2 separate regions of the Homo sapiens genome follow, and region 2 is linked to region 1. Evidence: read pairs that join two places in POLR2A ChIA-PET (ENCODE). Cell type or tissue: GM12878. All regions are shown on one strand. Links, peaks and the distances in the headings refer to the core of each region. The heading gives the core; the rest is flanking DNA. Region 1 overlaps ARPC1A (actin related protein 2/3 complex subunit 1A). Region 2 overlaps SMURF1 (SMAD specific E3 ubiquitin protein ligase 1).

What was found. Peaks named below come from ENCODE experiments on the same cell type or tissue, not always from the same donor. Only the 100,000 strongest peaks of a DNase experiment are listed, where the experiment ranks them.
Region 2: POLR2A ChIA-PET joins it to region 1 with 5 read pairs; 3 of 35 experiments call an interaction of 5 or more read pairs at or near these places.

Annotation. Positions count from the first base shown.
Region 1 is chr7:99,341,422-99,344,343 of GRCh38, reverse strand. ARPC1A (actin related protein 2/3 complex subunit 1A) reads right to left here. Exons shown (of 10, transcript NM_006409.4): 4 at 1-51. Among named protein-coding and RNA genes, the nearest start is that of ARPC1A, 17 kb to the right of the region's middle. In GM12878, for the core only: no CTCF peak of the experiment used is centred there; no DNase peak of the experiment used is centred there.
Region 2 is chr7:99,110,614-99,113,535 of GRCh38, reverse strand. The region is part of intron 1 of SMURF1 (SMAD specific E3 ubiquitin protein ligase 1); the gene reads left to right. Among named protein-coding and RNA genes, the nearest start is that of SMURF1, 32 kb to the left of the region's middle. RefSeq lists an enhancer at 1,546-1,615. In GM12878, for the core only: no CTCF peak of the experiment used is centred there; a DNase peak (open chromatin) is centred at 1,275; H3K27ac peaks cover 593 bases.

The sequences.
Region 1 (2,922 bases), core at 148-2,647:
GGTCTGCCCCACAAGTGACAATGCGGTCGCTCTTGGGAGCCCAGTCAATACCTGCAAGTGAGACATGGGTCATCTGCTTTGCCCAGTCAATGACAAACAACTGCGGCACAGGCAGGTGGGTGGCACTGGCATGCCAGGATGAGACGTGGTCTTGGGACCTTCCTCCCAGGCACATCCTTCCCACTATCTATGTCCTGATCACCGCCTCAAGGAAAGGCAAGGATGCTTCTCTGCAAAGCGTCTGGGACTCGGGATTGTCTATGAGGTCATGTAGAAGAGCTGTTTTATAATTACAGACTTTACAAAACTAAACGGGGCCATTCTTTCCACCCATTCACACATTTCTAAGACTTCTAAAGATCTGAAGATTCATTACTTCTTTCTTTCCTCTTTATTAGATTTTTGTGTGTGTGAAAATAACTGTATTCATTAACACACCTCATTCTATGATATTAACCAACAGTCTGCTACATGGCATTCAACTAAAACAGCATACAGGGTAAATAAAAATAATCTTTAGTGTAAAGAGGGGGAACTATATATTGTGATTCATCATATATTCTTCTGAAAGTCACTGCCAGTTGAACCATACTGAAAACCTTTTCTACATGATGCAGGTCCTGTGAAAGAATCCTTGTTTCTTTGCATCTAAACCAGGAAGATACCTAAATATGTATCTGAATGTAAGGTTTATTTTTCTTATTTGATGAGACTTTACTTATCTGGTACCTCTGTGAAGAATCCCAAAGTCAAGGTCAGTTTTTCATATACCAAGACTCAAGGTCAGTTTCTTATATACCAAGAGCAAAATTCACCATGACTCATTTAACACTTATTGATGAGGTATTTTCTTTTCTTTTCTTTCTTTTTTTTTTTTGAGATGGAGTTTCACTCTTGCAGCCCAGGGTGGAGTACAATGGCACGATCTCAGCTCACTGCAACCTCCGCCTCCCGGGTTCAAGCGATTCTCCTGCCTCAGCCTCCCGAGTAGCTGGGATTACAGGCAGATGCCACCATGCCCGGCTAATTTTTGTATTTTTAGTAGAGACGGGGTTTCACCATGTTGACCAGGCTGGTCTCGAACTCCTGACTTCAGGCGATCTGCCTGTCTCAGCCTCCAAAGTGCTGGGATTATAGGCATGAGCCACAGTGCCTGGCCTTGATGAGGTATTTTCTATAAATATAATTTCACATTAAAAAGTACAGAAATATTACTAATAAATATTTATTACAGATCTCTCTCTAAAAATTAATAATTAGCATTCTTGACATTTATATGGAAAAAAGACAAATATACCTCTGAGCCTCAATTACCCATAAGTCATAGTGACTGAAGAGTTAGGCCGGGCGCGGTGGCTCTTTGGGAGGCCGAGGCAGGCGGATCACGAGGTTAGGAGATCGAGACTATCCTGGCTAACACGGTGAAACCCTGTCCCTATTAAAAATGGAAAAAATTAGCCGGGCGTGGTGACAGGCGCGTGTAGTCCCAGCTACTTAGGAGGCTGAGGCAGGAGAATGGTGTGAACCCGGGAGGCGGAGCTTACAGTGAGCCGAGATCGCACCACTGCACTCCAGCCTGGGTGACACAGCGAGACTGTGTCTCAAAAAAAAAAAAAAAAAAAAAAAAGTAGTATGAAGAGTTTAGTTTATTCATTCATTTACCCACATGAAATATCAGCTCAATTTTTTGTACCACTGAAGGGAAGAAAATATGAGAATGTGTTCTAAGTGATGTTTATTTTATTTATTCATTACAAGATAATTTTGCTTGCTGTCCTCTTTATTAGATTTTTTTTTTTGAGACAGGGTCTCACTTTATCACCTAGACTGGAGTGCAGTGGCGTGATCATAGCTCACTGCAGCCTCAACCTCCCAGGCTCATGAAATCCTCCTACCTCAGCCTCCTGAGTAGCTGAGACTACAGGTGCAAGCCACCATGCCTGGCTAATTTTTTGTAGAGATGGGGTTTCACCATGTTGCCCAGGCTGGTCTTGAACTCCAGGGCTCAAGTGATCTGCCTGCCTCAGCCTCCCAAAGCACTGGGATTACAGGTGTAAGCCTGATCAATATTTATTATTATTAAAAAGAAAAATCATTATCTTTTAGAGATGCAAACTGAAATATGAAACAATATAATGTCTGGGATGTGCTTCAAATTAGTACAGGAAAGGAGAAAGTGAATTGAGAAGAACAAGATTGGCTGTTACTCGATAATCGTGGAATGCAGGTGATGGGTATAAAAGGCTCATTATACTATTCCACTTTTTTAAAAATCTGTTTAAAATTTTCCATGGTAACAAAACATGTTTCTTAAAAATATTTAATACAAAAGAATAAAACCTCAGAACTCTGATATCCCTGATGTTTGCCACACTTCTTTTCTTTGTAGTATGGACTAGTTTTTTCTTCTAGAATGCTTCAGAAAATATTTTTTTCCCCTAAAATTACTATCTTTCTGAGAAAATATGTCTGATCCTTGATCTCCTGCCCCAGAGTTATATTTAGATTTTTCCAACAAGTTATTTCAGATCTAAAAAATGCCATGTGAGCAGCTAGACAGAAAACAGGCCCAAGTTCAAAGGACCCCAAAAGAGAAGTAGAGGGAAAAAAACACATAACTAAATATTTCACATTTTTGGCGATTTCTTTGGTCTTTCATCTTTGCCTTTTCTCATTTAAAAGTATTTCCTTTTAAATTCTAAAATTCCAATTAATTTTTTTTTTTTTTTTTTTTGAGACAGAGTTTTGCTCTTATTGTCCAGGCTGGCGTGCAATGGCACAATCTCGGCTCACCGTAACCTCCGCCTCCCAGGTTCAAGCAATTCTCCTGCCTCAGCCTCCTGAGTAGCTGGGATTACAGGCATGTGCCACCACGCCCAGCTAATTTTGTGTATTTTTAGTAGAAATGGGGTTTCTCCATGT
Region 2 (2,922 bases), core at 108-2,607, 230 kb after region 1:
TTGAAAGACTCCCCTCAGCATTTCTTGTAGAGCAGGTTTACTATCTACAAACTTTCTTGGTTTTTAGCTTTGTAATGTCTTCATTTCTCCTTTGTATTTGAAGGATAGTTCTGGCACATATAGAATTTTTGGTTGACAATGCTTTTCTTTTAGTAATTTGAATATATAATTCCATTGCCTTTGGCTCTATGGTTTCTGATGCGATGTCAGATGTGACTTTTATTGAGGATGCCTTCTACATGATTAGTTGTTTCTCTCTTGCTGTTTTCAGGATTCTCTCTTTGTCTTTGTCATATAACAATTTGATTATAATGTGTTCCTGTGTGTATCCCTTTGAATTTATCTTACTTAAAAGTTTGTTTAGCTTCTTGAATGTGTAGATTCATGTTTTTCATCAAGTTTGGGACACTTGCAGTCATTATTTTTAAAAATAATTTTCCTGCTCCTTTCTCTTCTCTCATTCTGGGATTCCTATTATGCTTATGTTATGCCAGATGGTATTCCACAGACTTCTTAGACTCTCTTTATTTAAAAAAAATTTTTTTTTATTTCTGTTCATCAAGCCAGAAAACCTCAAGTTACCTATTCTCAGGTTTATCTATTCTCATGACTTCATTTTTTACCTGTTCAAATCTGCTGTTGAGCCTCTCGTGAATTTTTAATTTACATTATTGTACTTTTCAAACCCAGAATTTTTATTTGATTGCTTTTTTATAATTTTTGTCACTTTGTTGATATTCTGTATTTGTTGAGACACTGTTCTCATGGTTTCCATTAGTTCTTTAGACCTGGCTTTTGTTTTTGTTTTTAGCTCTTCAAGCATATTTAGGACCATTGATTTAAATAGTCTTTGTCTAGTAAGTCCAGTGACTAGGCTTCCTCAGGGGCAATTTCTGTTAATTTCTTTTTTCTGGGTATAGGCCATAGTTTTTTGTTTATGTCTTGTAATTTTTTTGTTCCAAACTGGATTTTTTGTATATTATAATGTGGTAACTTAGGAAATGAGATGCTCCCCCTCCCTGTGGATTGTTGCTGCTTGTTATAGCTATGCCTTGTTCATTTAGGACTTTTCTGAACTAATTTTGTGAAGTCTGTATCCTTTGTCATGTGTGGCCACAGAGGCCTCTCTTCCACTAGCTTAGTGGTCAGCTGATGAATCACTAGAGATTTATTTACACGTCTGGAATGACAACAACAACAACAGAAACCCCCCAGTCTTTGCAGATGGGCTGTGTGTATGTTGTGAGGCACGCCTTCAAGGTGCAGCCAGGCATTTTACAACTCTGTCTTAGTTTTTACTTCCTGTTTGCAAAGATCCTGAAAGTCAGCCAGAGGTAGGAGCTTAGGGCCCTCTTAGGTCTTTTCTGAGCATGCACCCAGTTGTGGCATGCATGTGACTTTCTTGATTCACAAAAATATGTAGGAGCTCTTCAAATGAAGCCCATATTCCCTAAAGTATCTCATTCCTTAGCCTTTCCTCCCAAGTGTTTACATTAGTCCATTGTTTGTCTCTTGCCCCAGGTAATAGCAATGAGTACATTAAATGTTTTCAACAAATGCATGCCCCTACACCCCACCTCTCCTCCCCTGTAGACCTCTACCACTCCCACACTTCTACCCTTGATATCTACCTTAGCCCTGGGAGAGTTCTGAGTTAGGCAAAAGACAGGCATATCCTTTGAGCCAGTTCTTCAGGGAGCCACTAGACAGGTCAAATCAGTCAACCACAATTCTTTGAGAATAAGATATGTTCTGCTCCCTGTGGTACTAGGTACCTGTACTGGAATGTTAGCTGTTGCCTTCAAGGCTGCTGCTGAACTGGGGAGTGGATGGGACCAGGGTAAATTAAAATTCCATGACTCTCTCTTAGCTGTTTATTTTGTATTAGGTGTTCCCTTGCTTGTAGTAAGCTTTTGATTATTTCCCAGTGTTCTGAAACAGTTGATTCTGGCAGTTTTTGCCAGTTATTCATTGTTTTTAATAGAGTGACAGACTTGGTGTTCTCTACTGTCTTAGTCCATTGTCTGGTGCCATAACAGAATACCATAGACTGGGTAATTTATAAAGAAAATAAATTTATTTAAAATTAATTTAAATTGAAATTTGCTAAATAGCTCTTCATAGAGATTATTTTAGTTTATATGCCTACCAGCAATGTCTGAGAGTGGCTGTTTCTCTATACCATCATCAACACTACTTAGTATCAAATTTCTTGATCTTCACAAATTGATGGATACATGCCATCTCTTTTTGGTTTATTGGTTTTTCTCTTATGATTTTGGATAAACATCTTTTTAGGTGTCATTCGTATTTGGTTTTCCACTGAACTGCCTTTTTGTATCATTGACCTTTATTCCATTATTCTTGGCCTTTAAAATTTATTTATTAGTTATTACCACTACCTCTTGACTAGGGTAATATATTGAACTGGTTCAAAAATCAAAGTGCTATAAAAAGGAGTACTCAGTAAGTCTTGCACCTGCAGTTGGTAGCTATTTTATTAGTTTCTTATTGATCCTTCCATGGTTCTCAACATGCAAATACAAGCAAATGCTAAAATACTTGTTAACTCCCTTTTTACACAAAAGGCGGCACCCTATGTCTACCACTTGTGTATTGTTTTTGTCATGTACTATTTTCCTGGGGACCGCTCTCATCCTTTTTCATGGCTGTGTATTTACCAGAATTTACTCAGTCAGTACTGTGTTGCTGGATCACTTCGGCTTTTTCCAGGCCTTTGTTCCTCAGTGATGTGCTAAGTAGCCCCATGCATGTCATTTCTTTACATGTGCCAGTTTGTCTATGGACGACATTGCCAGAGTAAGATTGCTGAGTTAAACGGCACATGCATTTAAAAAGATATGATAGATATGGCTGGACTTCCCTACGTAGGTGTTGTAACATTTTGCATTTGTTCCAGTC